Linked DNA regions of Homo sapiens: regions 1, 2, 4 and 5 are each linked to region 3. A link is a contact called in ENCODE Hi-C or POLR2A ChIA-PET data. All regions are on one chromosome and are shown on one strand. Each heading gives the region's core, a stretch centred on a gene start or an enhancer-like site at or near the end of the contact. The rest is flanking DNA. Distances are from core to core; before and after follow the strand shown.

What was found. Hi-C counts contacts between places; a loop is a spot of excess contacts on that map. ChIA-PET counts read pairs that join two places held with the same protein, here RNA polymerase II (POLR2A). Pooled maps may share reads with other maps.
Region 1: a loop to region 3 is called in a pooled map, with 4 times the contacts of the local background. The contact joins the promoter of ZNF554 here to the promoter of MFSD12 in region 3. A Hi-C loop is called at or near these places in 1 of 50 pooled maps. POLR2A ChIA-PET finds 5 or more read pairs at or near these places in 2 of 52 experiments (HCT116 and MCF 10A).
Region 2: a loop to region 3 is called in a map with no recorded cell type, with 7 times the contacts of the local background. The contact joins the enhancer-like site here to the promoter of MFSD12 in region 3. A Hi-C loop is called at or near these places in 1 of 37 single-sample maps with no recorded cell type and 5 of 50 pooled maps. POLR2A ChIA-PET finds 5 or more read pairs at or near these places in 1 of 52 experiments (HepG2).
Region 4: a loop to region 3 is called in a pooled map, with 12 times the contacts of the local background. The contact joins the promoter of YJU2 here to the promoter of MFSD12 in region 3. A Hi-C loop is called at or near these places in 2 of 37 single-sample maps with no recorded cell type and 9 of 50 pooled maps. POLR2A ChIA-PET finds 5 or more read pairs at or near these places in 2 of 52 experiments (CD4-positive, alpha-beta memory T cell and activated CD8-positive, alpha-beta T cell).
Region 5: a map of naive thymus-derived CD4-positive, alpha-beta T cell shows a loop between it and region 3 (5-fold over the local background). The contact joins the promoter of HDGFL2 here to the promoter of MFSD12 in region 3. A Hi-C loop is called at or near these places in 1 of 168 maps with a recorded cell type or tissue (naive thymus-derived CD4-positive, alpha-beta T cell), 1 of 37 single-sample maps with no recorded cell type and 6 of 50 pooled maps. POLR2A ChIA-PET finds 5 or more read pairs at or near these places in 1 of 52 experiments (HepG2).

What each region holds. Positions count from the first base shown.
Region 1 is chr19:2,818,444-2,821,143 of GRCh38, reverse strand. ZNF554 (zinc finger protein 554) reads right to left here and starts at 1,276. Exons shown (of 5, transcript NM_001102651.2): 1 at 1,020-1,276. The coding sequence starts at 1,072. RefSeq lists an enhancer at 172-865 and a silencer at 798-1,237.
Region 2 is chr19:3,034,977-3,037,707 of GRCh38, reverse strand. It overlaps a transcript of TLE2 not described here. Among named protein-coding and RNA genes, the nearest start is that of TLE2, 7.1 kb to the right of the region's middle. RefSeq lists silencers at 1,208-1,267, 1,928-2,097 and an enhancer at 2,238-2,437. Within about 2 kb of position 1,412, at least 38 of the 41 ENCODE cell types and tissues checked have a DNase peak (open chromatin) inside an H3K27ac peak, as active enhancers do.
Region 3 is chr19:3,556,270-3,559,013 of GRCh38, reverse strand. MFSD12 (major facilitator superfamily domain containing 12) reads left to right here and starts at 1,428. Exons shown (of 10, transcript NM_174983.5): 1 at 1,428-1,908. The coding sequence starts at 1,611. RefSeq lists an enhancer at 589-883 and silencers at 993-1,542, 1,583-1,652, 1,833-2,002.
Region 4 is chr19:4,245,610-4,248,427 of GRCh38, reverse strand. YJU2 (YJU2 splicing factor homolog) reads right to left here and starts at 1,348. Exons shown (of 8, transcript NM_018074.6): 1 at 1,258-1,348. The coding sequence starts at 1,281. RefSeq lists enhancers at 1,189-1,278, 1,619-1,758, 1,517-2,288.
Region 5 is chr19:4,471,020-4,473,737 of GRCh38, reverse strand. HDGFL2 (HDGF like 2) reads right to left here and starts at 1,441. Exons shown (of 16, transcript NM_001001520.3): 1 at 1,316-1,441. The coding sequence starts at 1,387. RefSeq lists silencers at 1,246-1,305, 1,336-1,515 and enhancers at 2,016-2,365, 2,626-2,718.

The sequences.
Region 1 (2,700 bases), core at 27-2,526, 740 kb after region 3:
CACTCCAGCCTGGGCAATAGGGCGAGACTGTCTCAAGAAAAAAAAAAGAAGAAGAAAAAGAAACCAACCTGTTTGGGTAGGGGAGAGTTCAGGGAGGTTGGGGTTGCTAGAGCAGCAGAAAGGTCAGCTGCCTCCCTCATTCCTCAACATGGGTGGTGGGTATAAACAGAATAGACCCTTGCAGCTGCGCGGTGGCTCACGCCTGTAATCCCAGCACTTTGGGAGGCTGAGGCGGGTGGATCACCTGAGGTGGGAGTTCGAGACCAGCCTGGCCAACATGGTGAAACCCCGTCTCTACTAAAAATGCAAAAATTAGCCGGGCGTGGTGGCATACGCCTGTAATCCCAGCTACTTGGGAGGCTGAGGCAGGACAATGGCTTGAACCCGGGAGGCGGAGGTTGCAGTGAGCCGAGATCATGCCATTGCACTCCAGACTCCGTCTCAAAAAAAAAAAAAAAAGGACCCTTGCTGTCTTATCACCAGGACAGCGGTGCTAACGTATAAGTGAGGTCTCTCCCTCAGGGCGCTGTGGACACTGGAGCCTGGGTCATTCTCTGGGCTGGGCAGGGTGCTGAGTTGCATCCCTGGCCTCCACCTACTCCATGCCAGGAACTGCCCCCAGTTATGACAACCACAGACGTCCCCAGACATCGCCCGGTGTCCCCTGGAGGGCAGGACCGCCCCTCGCTCAGACCCTCTGATGTGGCCTCACTGCAGTGCGAGCGTGGCAGCCCCTCTCTGCCTTTAGGGTAGAGTCAATGCGTCTTCTCCCTCTCCTTGCAGGCTGGGCCTCGGAAAGCTTATGCGTCTCTCACCCAGGGGCGTTTTCACAGGGCAAGGGCAGACCGTGCCATCCTGGGCGTTGGGGCCCTGGGCGAGCTGCCGGCTCCCGACCCTCCCGTGGGGACCCTATCGCGACAGGGTCATGCCCCGGCCACCCGGCCCCGCCAGACCCAGCCCCACCAGAGCCCCGGCAGGCCCGGCACGGAGGTCGCGGCGCGGGAGGCGGCGGCACTTACGGCTGAGCTGCCGGGAGCCGCGCGCGCCGGCCCAGGTGGGCGCAGGTGACCATCGGGGCGCGCGCTGAGGCGCCAGACAGGGCCCCCGAGGCGGGAGCGCCCCGTGCAGGCCGGCCGGCCTCCCCTGCGTGTCCCTGGGACGCCTCCTCCGCTCGGCTCCTCGGCGCTCGGAGCGGACGCCCCCCGCAGGCGCCCCTCAGGAACTCGCCGCAGCCGCCGCCACCAACCCCGACGCGCGCAGAGGTAAACTCGGCACTGCGCCTGCGCACCCCGAACCTGCGAACTACAAGTCCCAGCAGGCCCCGCAGCGCGGCGCTGGGCTCCTGACTCTCCAACCTGGGTCACAGCGCCGCCTCCGGGCGGGCGGCGTCTCCGCAGGACCACGATGCCCCTGCGGCTGTTGGATCCACCCCGTGTGGTTCGCTGGAGTCCCCGGGTGTTGTGGGGTTCGCGGAGCCAATCCTCAAATCCCAGCTCCGTCGTTTCCCGGCGGCTTGCCATTGGATATTAATAACTACTATTATTTATTAAGCAAGTTATATAAACGTATAATGTATTACATACTTATTAAAATGATTGCTTAAGTAATTGTTGTTTGTTTTTGAGACTGAGTTTCGCTCTTGTCGCCCAGGCTGGAGTGCAATGGCATGATCTCAGGTCACTGAAACCTCCGCCCCCTCGGGTTCAAGCGATTATCCTGCCTCAGTCTCCCAAGTAGCTGGGATTACGGGCGTGCACAACCACACTCGGCTAATTTTTTATATTTTTGGTAGCGACGCGGTTTCACCATGTTGGCCAGGCTGGTCTCGAACTCCTGACTTCCAGTGATCTGCCCGCCTTGGCCTCCCAAAGTGCTGGGATTACAGGCGTGAGCCACCACGCCCAGCCAAATTAAATTATTGTTTAAATATTTATTTAATATTCTACTGATTGTTATTTATGAGAAATTAAAATAGTAAAACTACTATAATTAATATACTGTTGTAGGATACAACAAATTCCTCTTCAAAGGTTTTAGCCTGTAAATTGTTAAGTACAATCAGTTATGAGCTCCTCTCCAAAGAACCAATGTTTCCGTATATTCAGCTCCCCTGTTCTTTTTTTTTTTTTTTTTGAGATGGAGTCTCGCTCTGTCGCCCAGGCTGGAGTGCAGCGGCGCGATCTCGGCTCACTGCAAGCTCCGCCTCCCAGGTTCACGCCATTCTCCTGCCTCAGCCTCCCAAGCAGCTGGGACCACAGGCGCCCGCCACCACGCCCGGCTAATTTTTTTGTATTTTTAGTAGAGACGGAGTTTCACCGTGTTAGCCAGGATGGTCTCGATCTCCTGACCTCGTGATCCGCCTGCCTCAGCCTCCCAAAGTGCTGGGATTACAGGCGTGAGCCACCGCGCCCGGCCACCTATTCTTTGTTCTTCATTTTAAACTTTAACTTCCTCGTTCTTTTCGTTTCCTTGCCCCTAGTTTCAGTAAACAACCCCTCCTAGCCCCTATCACCTGCTCTGACCTTAGTCACCCTTGGTCACCTGCTCTGACCTTAGTCATCCTTGGTCACCTGCTCTGACCTTAGTCATCCTTGTCACCTGCTCTGACCTTAGTCATCCTTGGTCACCTGCTCTGACCTTAGTCATCCTTGGTCACCTGCTCTGACCTTAGTCATCCTTGTCACCTGCTCTGACCTTAGT
Region 2 (2,731 bases), core at 163-2,662, 520 kb after region 3:
CCCAGCCGCCCAGTTCTTACTCAGGGAGAGGCTGGAGTTCCTGAGCCCCTCAGCCAATCCTAGTGCCTCCTACCACGGGCTCCCAGGCCCTGACTCCTGCTGGTCAGAACCCACTGTGACTTCAGGACCCATGCGAAAGTAGGCACAGGGGCCTTCTAACCCTAGGGGGTATCTACCTCCCCGACACTTCACAGCTGGGGGATGTTCCCAGATCCACACAGCAAAGCTAGGGGTCAGAGCCCAAGGCTCACTCTGTCACAGGAAAGGGCTTAAGGCTGCCCCATCTTTCTTCTGTCCACTTAGGGTTAGGGTAATCTAAAGGCACTGCTCAAATGAGGCAACTCCTATGCATTCTGCAAAACCCTAGCTTAAATACCGAAACCCAACATCTTTTTGTTTTGTTTTGTTTTTGTTTTTGTTTTTGAGACAGAGTCTCACTCTGTTGTCCAGGCTAGAGTGCAGTGGCGCGAACTCGGCTCACTGCAACCTCTGCATCCCAGGTTCAAGCAATTCTCCTGCCTCAGTCTCCTGAGTAGCTGGGACTACAGGAGCGTGCCACCATGTCCGGCTAATTTTTGTATTTTTAGTAAAGACCGGGTTTCACTATGTTGGCCAGGCTGGTCTCGAACTCCTGGCCTCAGGTGATCCGCCTGCCTCGGCCTCCTGAAGTGCTGGGATTACGGGCGTGAGCCACCACGCCCTGCCCCAACATCTATTAAATACTACCACCCAACATCTAGAAAGCTATCCCAACTTCCCAATGGGGGCGCTAAATCCTGGCTGAGCCTGCCCCCACTCCCACCCCCAGCTCTGATCCTCCCTAACCCCAACCCCGACCACAGGGGTTCTGAGAGAGCTGGGCTGTCTCCCCCTCCTCCCAAACTTGGGAGCCCCTCCTTGAGTTTCCACCAAGGTCAGCCCTGGCTGCTCCCAGGCAGAACAGCACGGAGTATGGGTTTCATGAAAGTTTTGTCCAGCAATCTCACTGTGCATCTGGGTAAACTGAGGCTCAAAGAGAGGCCCTGGAGGTTCTAGGGAGATGGCTCCTCATGTTCCTGGGTGGAAGGAAATGTGTGTGTGATTTTTCCGGGGGGCACACCGCCAAGCGTGGCGGGGAGCTGAGGCTCAGAGGTCACCCGCGAGCCCGGGGCCAGCGGGAGGGGACAGGCCTGGCTGGTGGCCCGGCAGTTCGGCTGGAGGGGGCGGTAGGCAGAGGTTGGCGGTGTCGGAAGCCAAAGGCTTGGCCTCCCCGAGGGAGCCGCTTTCCCGGCCCGGGTCGGATCAATGGGCTGTAATTATACCGCGCCGGGCCGGGAGCCGGCAGGGAGGGAGCGGGAGCTGGCGGGAGGGAGGCGACGGGCGGGAGAGCGCGGGCCGGAGAGGTACCCACGTTACTTTGATTGACAGCCTGGGCGGGAGCCGCGCGGGAGCTTCTGGGAATCGTAGTCTTTTTCTGAAAACCCGTGCTCTCCTCCAGCTTCCACGCTCGGGGAAACTGAGGCACAAGGCCCAGCACCACCCCCCTCCACCCCTGACTACCTATAGGCCCATCCCCCCCACCTGGGGGTAAAACTGAGACCGTTCCTGGAGCCCCCAGGCTCGGGTAAGAGCTTCAGCTCTTCGCCGGGCGTCCAGCGTGACTTAACTACTCTTTGCTTCAGTTTACCTATCTGTGAAATAGGGAGAAAGATGCAACCTCTGCTCCGCCAGCTAGCTGGTAGCATATTGCACGAGGGTCCCTTGTTTTGAAGGGGAGATAGGCCAGGCTTGGGGGTGACTCGCTTTCCCCTGTTTCTGGATAATAATGGAGCCTTAGCCCCCCCTCCTCCAATCCGGTCGAGCTCGGGCGTCCACTAGGGTCTCAGATTCTCCTAGGGAGGGGGGCCACACTCGCCAAACCCCGCCGGGAGCGCCGAGCTGCCTTCCGATTGGCCCTACTGATCCCAGTGCCTCCTGCCATTGGTTGCTGGTCTCCTAATCCCCATTGGCCAGTTTCCTATGTGACGTCACTGACCCATGTGGGAGCGTCGCGAGCGGATTGGCTGGCGCCCCCAGCCAACCACCGCGGAGAAAGGAATTTCCACAGTAGCTGGGGCGGCCAGGCTGATTTAAGGTGGTCTGAGCAATCCGGGGTCCCAGCGCAGCTTCTCAGCTTTTTCCCTTTTTTTTTTTTCCGTAAACCCACATCCACAACGTAAAACCCTAGCCAGGAACCAGGGGCTGAGCCTCTCTGTAATGGGAAGGGGGAGATCGGCGGCTGAGCTCCTTTTCCCCTCTGGCAGCTTCTTCCCTGATGGTGCAGCTGGGGAAACTGAGGCGCAAAGAGGGGGTCCGTGAAGTCCCGCGTGGCAAATGAAGTCGCTGGGGACTCTACCCACGTTGGAACACGCCTGGCAGGTTGCTTCCCTGCTTCCTGCTCTGGCCGGATGTGGTATTTTGGGGAGTTATGGAGTCACAGGCGGCCAAGGGTTCCCCAGTATGCACACAGTTGCTGGCAGCAGAGTCTCCCCAAATTCCACCCGCTGCTCCCAAAGTTGGGGATGTTGCTGCCCAGAGCAAAAACTCCTCCTTCCTGGCGGATCACACACTAAGGGATGGGGTGTGTTCCTGTGTGCGTGTGTGGTCTTGTGGCTTCTCGGGCAATCCACAAATCTGTATTTACCCTCCCCGGTGCAGTGTGCCTGTTAGAGGGATCTGAAGACTGCTGGGTAAAGATCCCCTGCTCTAGGGA
Region 3 (2,744 bases), core at 179-2,678:
GCTGGAGACCCGCCCGATGCAGAGGCTCATGTTTGTAATCCCAGAGCTTCTGGAGGCCAGGGTGGGAGGCTTGCTTGAGACCAGGAGTTTGAGGTCAACCTAAGCATCATAGTGAGACCCTGTCTCTCCAAAATTAAAAATACAAAAGTTAGCCACATGTGGTGATGCGTGCCTGTAGTCCCAGCTACCTGGGAGGCTGAGACAGGAGGATTACTTGAGCCCTGAAGATTGAGGCTGTAGTGAGCCATGATTGCACCAATGCACTGCAGCCTGGGCCACAGAGCAAGACCGTTTCTTTCTTTCTTTCTTTCTTTTTTGAGGCGGCGTTTCACTCTTGTTATCCAGGCTGGAGTGCAATGGCGCGGTCTTGGCTCACTGCAACCTCTGCCTCCTGGGTCAAGCGATTCTCCTGCCTCAGCCTCCAAAGTAGCTGGGATTACAGGCACCTGTCACCACGCTCGGCTAATTTTTGTATTTTTAATAGAGACGGGTTTCACCTTGTTGGCCAGGCTGGTCTCAAACTCCTGACCTCAGGTGATCCGCCCGCCTCGGCCTCCCAAAGTGCTGGGATTACAGGCGTGAGTCACCGCGCCCGTCTCAAGACCCTGTTTCTGAAATAAATAAAAAGAGGAAAGAAGAGAAAATGCTGCTGGAAGGAGTAGGGCCTGAGTTAGGGGGAACCGCACACACCCCCTGGAGGAACTTGAAACCCTCAGTCCGGTGACCCGTTTGTGGGAGGACGTTGGTTGGACGGGGAGGGTCGCGCGCACAGGCCTGGGAGTCACAGACGCCTGACTCACTGCGAGCCTCGGGCAACTCTGTTCCTCGCCTGTAAAATGAGAGTGAAATTTGCGTCACCACGTGGGGCTCTTTGCAGGCAACGCTCGTTAAAGGCCAGCTGGTACTATTATGTTGATTACCCCCATCATTACCGTTAGTAACCAATTAATTAGTGTTGTTGCGTCCTCTCCGCGCCCGATCGCGTCTCTCTAGGCCGGGGAGTCAGCGGACCCCGAGGCCAGCTCGGGCTCAGACCTCCCCCCAACCCCAAATCCAGAGCCCGTCCCACTCGCTCCACCCCGGCCCGCAGTGGGCTGTCCAGCTCCGGGTGGACTGGGGTGGTGCGGGCCTGGAGGCCGGGTCTGGGTGGGAGCCGGCGGTGCCCTCTGGTCCATTTCCTTCCCCAGTCTATGGGGGTGCCGGCCACTCCTGCGGCGCGCTCGGGGTTCGCCCTCATACCCGGCGGGCGCTAGGACCGCGTGGGCGCCCGTCGTAGAGGCGGAACGAGCCCTGCGGCCACGCCCCTCTCCTCTCTCCTTGGCGATTGGCTGCGGTTCCCCGGGGCGCGGCTCCGATTGGCTCAGGCACCGGAACCTCCCCGCCCTGCCCCGCCCGGCGCAGTCGCCCGGCTCTGGGGCCCGGCGGCTGCAGAGTCGAGCGTGGGGCGGACGCGGCGGACGTGGGTGAGGGCGCGGCCGTAAGAGAGCGGGACGCGGGGTGCCCGGCGCGTGGTGGGGGTCCCCGGCGCCTGCCCCCACGGCACCCAAGAAGGCCTGGCCAGGGTACCCTCCGCGGAGCCCGGGGGTGGGGGGCGCGGGCCCGGCGCCGCGATGGGCCCGGGACCCCCAGCGGCCGGAGCGGCGCCGTCCCCGCGGCCGCTGTCCCTGGTGGCGCGGCTGAGCTACGCCGTGGGCCACTTCCTCAACGACCTGTGCGCGTCCATGTGGTTCACCTACCTGCTGCTCTACCTGCACTCGGTGCGCGCCTACAGCTCCCGCGGCGCGGGGCTGCTGCTGCTGCTGGGCCAGGTGGCCGACGGGCTGTGCACACCGCTCGTGGGCTACGAGGCCGACCGCGCCGCCAGCTGCTGCGCCCGCTACGGCCCGCGCAAGGCCTGGCACCTGGTCGGTAAGCGTCCCGGCCCCGCCACCTGTCGGGCAGCCCCTCCGAGACTCCGCGACCCGGGCGCCTCCTCCCTCTGACTCACCACCCGCCGTCTGCCTGCCTCAGGATCGGAGTCTCCCCTCGGTCTGTCTGTCCCGTGGCCCGAGCTTCCCTGCACTGTCTGTCCACGGCCTTAACCTCCCCTATGTATCTGTCTGCCCTATGAGCTGAGTTTTCACCCCTCTGTCTGTCCCCTGGCCCGAACCTCCCCTGTCTGTCTGTCTGTGCCCATGGCCTGAGCTTCCTCCATCAGTCCCACCACCCAGCCCCCTCTCTCTGCCTGCCTGGGACCTAAGTCTCCCCTGTTTGTCTGCCCCATGAGCTGAGTTTTCACCCCTCTGGCTGTTCCGTGGCCTGAGCCTCCCCCGTCTGTCTGACTACCCAGTGGCCCCTCTGTGGTGTCACTCCTGAGCCTCCCCTGCCTGTCCCACCATCCAGCATCCCCCGTCTTTCTGCCCCATGGCCTGAGCCTCCCCCGTCTGACTGTGCTGTGCCTCCCCCATCTGTCTGACTGTGCAGTGCCTCCCCCATCTGTCCAACTGTGCAGGGCTTCTCTATCTGCCTGAGCCATGAGCCTCCCCCATCTGTCTGTTTAACTGCCCCGTATCCCCTCTGTCTGTCCCTTGGTCCAGCCTCCCCTGTCTGCCTCAGAGCTGCTGTCTGACCTGCGGGGCCCTCACCATCTGACTACATGACTTTCTAGTGGGAATGCCTTTGTTTGTCTGAGCCCCCGGGCCACCCTGAACCCTCTGGAGGGTTGGTGGTGACTGCTCAGCGCCTCCTTTGTCAGTCTGTCTAGC
Region 4 (2,818 bases), core at 99-2,598, 690 kb before region 3:
ACTCCTCTGTGAAATGCGCACACTGTCCTCTGTCTCCAAGAGTCTTTGCACGCATTCCTTGAGGCAAGGGGGATAAAGTGCTCTTTGCAGTGTCTGGCACCCAGTAGGTGCTCCAAACACAAAGTGCTTTATTTTCCAGTGGTGCAGTGGAGGTATCTGTCATAATCCATACTCACACTCCCTTTGTATCCCAGGGCTCCTGTTTCCCAGGAGTTCCTACAGCAAGCCTGAGACTGCTCTCCTAGAAAGACCTGCGTGGGGCCGGGCGCGGTGGCTCACGCCTGTAATTCCAGCACTTTGGGAGTATGAGGTGGGTGGAATGCCTGAGATCAAGAGTTCAAAACCACCCTGGGCAACATGGTGAAATCTCATCTCTACTAAAATACAAAAAAAATTAACCAGGCATGGTGGCGGGCGCCTGCAGTCCCAGCTACTCAGGAGGCTGAGGCAGGAGAATCGCTTGAACCCAGGAGGCAGAAGCTGCAGTGAGCCAAGAACGTGCCACTGCACTCCAGCCTGGGAAGCAAGCGCAAAACTCCATCTCAAAAAACCAAAAAACAGAAGTGTGCCAACAGTATAGTTTATACTGAACCTCTGCTTTTCTTCTGGGAGTCTGGAATCTTGGCCACTGTCAGGCAGAGGTTATCTGCATGACCAGACCCCAGTAAAATCTTGGCCACTGTAAGGCAGAGGTTATCTGCATGACCAGACCCCAGTAAAAAAAACAAAACACACACACACACACACACACACACACACACACACACACACACACACACACACACACACACACACACACACACACACACACACACACACACACACACACACACACACACACACACGCGCCACCCCACCCCACCCCACCCAAAGTACACGATTGGTTACAGTCCCCAAGTGGGGCGGGGCTTCTCAGAGCCACGCCCCTCAAGAAGAGGGCAAAACACGGCCGCCAGCATTTAAGGAAGCCCCGCCCCCAGAAAAAAAACCCTATCTGGTGGTGATTGGGTAAAAGCCCAAGCCACGCCCCGCAGGTGACTAACTACACCCCAGCCCAGAAGGGAGACTTAGCGAAGGCCCACCCCCCCGACGGAAGGCGATGGGGAGGAGTCTAGGGAGGAGTCTGGGAAGCCCCATCTCGCGGAAGGCCGCTGGGAAAGAAGGGTTCCAAAGAAGAGATCTCAGGAAGCTCCTCCCTCTCCCGGAGTTCCGGGATGTCCTGCTCCGATTGAAAAGCCCCAGTCGCCCAACACTTACGTTTAATACTTTTCGCTCCGACATCTTTGCCTTCTGATCACCTCGCAAGCACCTGAGAAATGGTTAGGCTGGGTAATTATCGAGCTTTTCCGACGGAAGCCTTACTTCCGCAAACGTCACTTCCTTCGGCCGCTATTATTGGCTGCAGCATACACAGCAGACCTCTTTCATTGGTTCCAATCCCCGCCTATCAAGCTGGAAGTCCCAGCGTCTTCCCTCCGGAGTTGCAACCTGAGTAGCGCGAAATAAGGATTCCGGGAGCCATGTGGAATTGGAGAATTTTGTATAGTGCGCTGCGCCCCCTAGAAGCGGGCAGCGGCTCGTTAAAATTTTGTAACGTGACCTCTTGTTCTTCATTCTTTTATTCAGCAAATATGTATTATGCGCCTGCCTTGTATTCTGGGCTCTGGGAATCCACACATCGTTCCTGGGCCCGCAACTCTCACATGGGGTTGGGGCCACACATAGGGTGACTTAAGAGGACCCTGGACGACTCTTGAGTCACAGACATTGACTTAAAGATCAGGCTCCAAACCAACTTCCTAAACATACGCAGTGTCTCCCAAATGTCCCTCCATTGCCCACCTGTGCCTTCCCCTTAACGAGGACTTCCCATCCCATTCCTTCCCCAGCCTCCTTCCCCAGCCTCCTCCCCACCTTTCATGGACGTTTCCTCTGTGTCAGATTGTTCCAGGAAAGGGGTCCGGATCCAGACCCCAGGAGAGGGTTCTTGGATCTCGTGCAAGAAGGAATTCAGGGCGAGTCCACAGTGCAAAGCAAAAACAAGTTTATTTAGAAAGTAGATGAATAAAAGAATGGCTACTTCACAGACAAAGCAGCCCCAAGGGCTGGTGGTTGCCCATGTTTATGGTGATTTATTGATGATATGCTAAACAAGGGGTGGATTATTCATACCTCCCTTTTTTAGACCATATAGGGTAACTTCTTGATGTTGCTGTGGCAATTGTTTGTTTATTTATTTATCTTTTGAGGAGTCTTGCTCTGTTGCCCAGGCTGACGGGCAGTGGTGCGATCTTGGCTCACTGCAACCTCTGCCTCCAGTGGTGCGATCTTGGCTCACTGCAACCTCCACCTCAGGATTCAAGTGATTCTCCTGTCTCAACCTCCCGAGTAGCTGGGATTACAGGCACGCACCACCACACCTGCCTAATTTTTGTAGTTTTAGTAGAGATGGGGTTTCACCATTTTGGCCAGGCAGGTCTCGAACTCCTGACCTCAGGTGATCTGCTCGCCTCTGCCTCCCAAAGTGCTGGGATTACAGGCATGAGCCACTGCACCTGGCCAAAAATCAACTCCATCTTAAAATTAACAAGGCACATTCGCTGCCAGTCACGAGCCAGGGTCATAAGATGTTTACAATTGAGAAAACGTCTTACAAATGCCTAGGAGGACACACTACTACAACAATGGAAGGTCCAGATGTCCTGATATTGCATAGCAATGTATGCTTTTAAGATCGTTATAGTCGCCAGGCGCGGTGGCTCATGCCTGTAATCCCAGCACTTTGGGAGGCCAAGGAGGGTGGATCACCTGAGGTCAG
Region 5 (2,718 bases), core at 192-2,691, 910 kb before region 3:
TCCCAGTGACCCCGTGAACAGAGCCCCGAGCCCCATTCCCCCACCCCCAGCCCCTCACTCAGAGGTCCCAGCTTCCCTTAGCCTTGACCCTCAACCTTCCCCCCTGACTGCCTCCTCCAACCCTGGACCCCTAGCACATGGCCCTCGGCCCCCCAGCCCCTCAAAACTGGGCTTCTCCAGGACCCACAAGGGAGTGCTTCAGCCCCCATATCTGACCCCAAATCTCAAGTTCCGCAGTTCTGCTCAAACTTGAACCTTGAGCCCTCAGGCCTGGGATCCCCAGGCCCTCAGGTGAGGGTCCCTCAGGTCCCAGACCCTCCCAGACACCCTGCGCACGGCTCCCTGAGGCACCCTGGACACCCCCAGACACACGAGGCGTGGCTCCCTCTGGGCCAGGGCAACCCCAGATCCCCATGGTGCAGCTCCCTCAGGCACAGAAGCCCCAGACCCCCAGAGCGCAGCTTCCTCAGGCCCAGGACCCCCAGACCATTGGCGCCGCAGCTCCTTCAGGCCCTGGACACCCCCCAGATCCCCACGGCGCAGCTCCCTCAGGTCCAGGACCGCCATTCCCCCAGAGTGAGAATTTATCAGGCCCCAGACCCCCAGGGCACCGCTTCCTCGGGCCCGGGACCCCCAGACCGTCGGCGCGCGGCTCTTTCAGGCCCCAAACACCCCCAAACCCCCAAGGTGCGACTCCCTCGGGCCCAGGATACCCCCAGACTCCCAGGGAGCGACTCTCTGAGCCCCAAAACCCTCATACACCAAGGGCGAGAGTCTCTCAGGCCGCAGACACCCTCAGAACCCCTAGGCGCGGCCCCCTGAGGCCCAGGGCCCCCAGACCCCGGGGCGCGGCTCCTGCAGGGCTTGGACACCCCCAGAACCCCAGGACGCAGCTCCCTGAGGCCGAGGACCCCCAGACCCCGGGAGGGGCTCCTGCAGGCCCAGACGGCGGGTCCTGCAGGATCCGAACACCACCAGACCACAAGAACGCGGCTCCCTGCAGCCCAGGACCCCCAGGCCCCGAGGGCGGGGCTCCCTGAGGCCCAGGATCCCTAGACCCCGGGGCGCGGCTCCGGCAGGCCCCGGACAACCCCAGACCCCTAGGGCGCAGCTCCCTGCGGCCCAGGACCCCCAGACCCCCAGGGCGGGGCCGCTGCGGGTCTCGGACACCCCCAGACCCCATGAACCCCAGACCCCCGGGGCGCAGCTCCTTCAGGCCCAGGACAACCCCGGCCCTCCAGTGCCCGCCTCCGGCCCGGGGCCCCCGCTGCCCCCCCCCCCCCCCCCACCGGCCCCATCTCCCGCGCGGCCTCACCCTGGCAGGCCAGTGAGGGTAGCCCTTCATCTTAGCGAACACCAAGTCCCCGGGCTTGAAGGCGTGTGGCATGCTGACGGCGAGAGGCCCAGGCCGCGGAAAGCGGCTGCAGCGGCGGTAGCGGCTGCGGCGGCGGCGGCGGCGGCAGCGGGAGGCGAAGCCGGGGGCGGGAGCGGGACGCCGAGGGGGCGGGGGAGGCTGTCTGGGCAGCCTGCCGACGCGCGCTTATTGGGCGTTGCGCCAACGGAAGTTCAGCCCTCCGGCCGTCACGGGCCGGCAAAGCCGTCGATCAGGACCACGTGCAGGGGACAGAGAAGGGAGGCGACCAATAAGAACAGAGGTTGGAGCACAGCAGTTAACGGGATTGGATAACGGACAGACCCAAGGGGCGTAACCCAGAGACTCTAATGGGAGGTTATGGGAGGTGAAAGGGAAAGGTGGGAGGAGACGAACAGACGCTCTAAGGGAGTGAAGGGGTGGAGCTTAAGGGAAAGAGGCAGGACATAGACCTCCACAAGAGAAGGGGATATAAGGAGGGCAGAACATTGGATACCGCAGAAAAGAAGGCCAATCACTTAACGCAATGGGCGGGTCATTGACAGCCTCTCCCGCTCAGGAGGAGAGGCTTAAAGTAGATATGCAAGCCATTGGATACCACAAGAGAAGCGCCTCAAGGTAGGGAGCAGGCATTGGCCATCACAAGAGGCGGGGCTTCAGCGGGAACGTCGGCCATTGGCTATCGAAAGAAGAGCGATACAACATAAAACAGGGACGGGCGATTGCCAGCTCGAGGAGGCGGGACTTAGAGGAAGGGGCAGGCTCCGGGGGAGCTCTTAGTATAAACAGCCACAAAATGCACAAAATAGTTATTTCTTCACTTAGTTAAAAACTTAACTGAGTACCTACTATATGCCAGGGCCCCAAAACGCCACACAGACCTATTCATTCATTCAAGAAAAATGTACTGAATACCGTGGGGCCGAGTCACTTGATTGTCCTGGGCTTCGCTCTCTGCACTTGGAAGATGGGGCCCATAATGATTGTGAGGACCCTGCTCTAGACTGAGCCCGGCAACAGGAAATACAGGAAGTATTAGAAGCTATAACTCGGCCGGACGCGATGGCTCACGGCTGTAACCCCGGCACTTTGAGAGGACGAAGCGGGCGGATCACGAGGTCAGGAGTTTGAGACCAAGCCTGGCCAACATGGTGAAACCCCGTCTCTACTAAAAATACAAAAATTAGCTGGGCGTGGTGGCACGCACCTATACCAGCTACTCAGGAAGCTGAGGCAGGAGAATCACTCGAACCCAGGAGCGGGGGGTTGCAGTAAGCCGAGATCGCGCCACTGCACTCCAGACTGGGTGACAGAGCAGAAAAAAAAAAGCTATAACTCTACCTTCC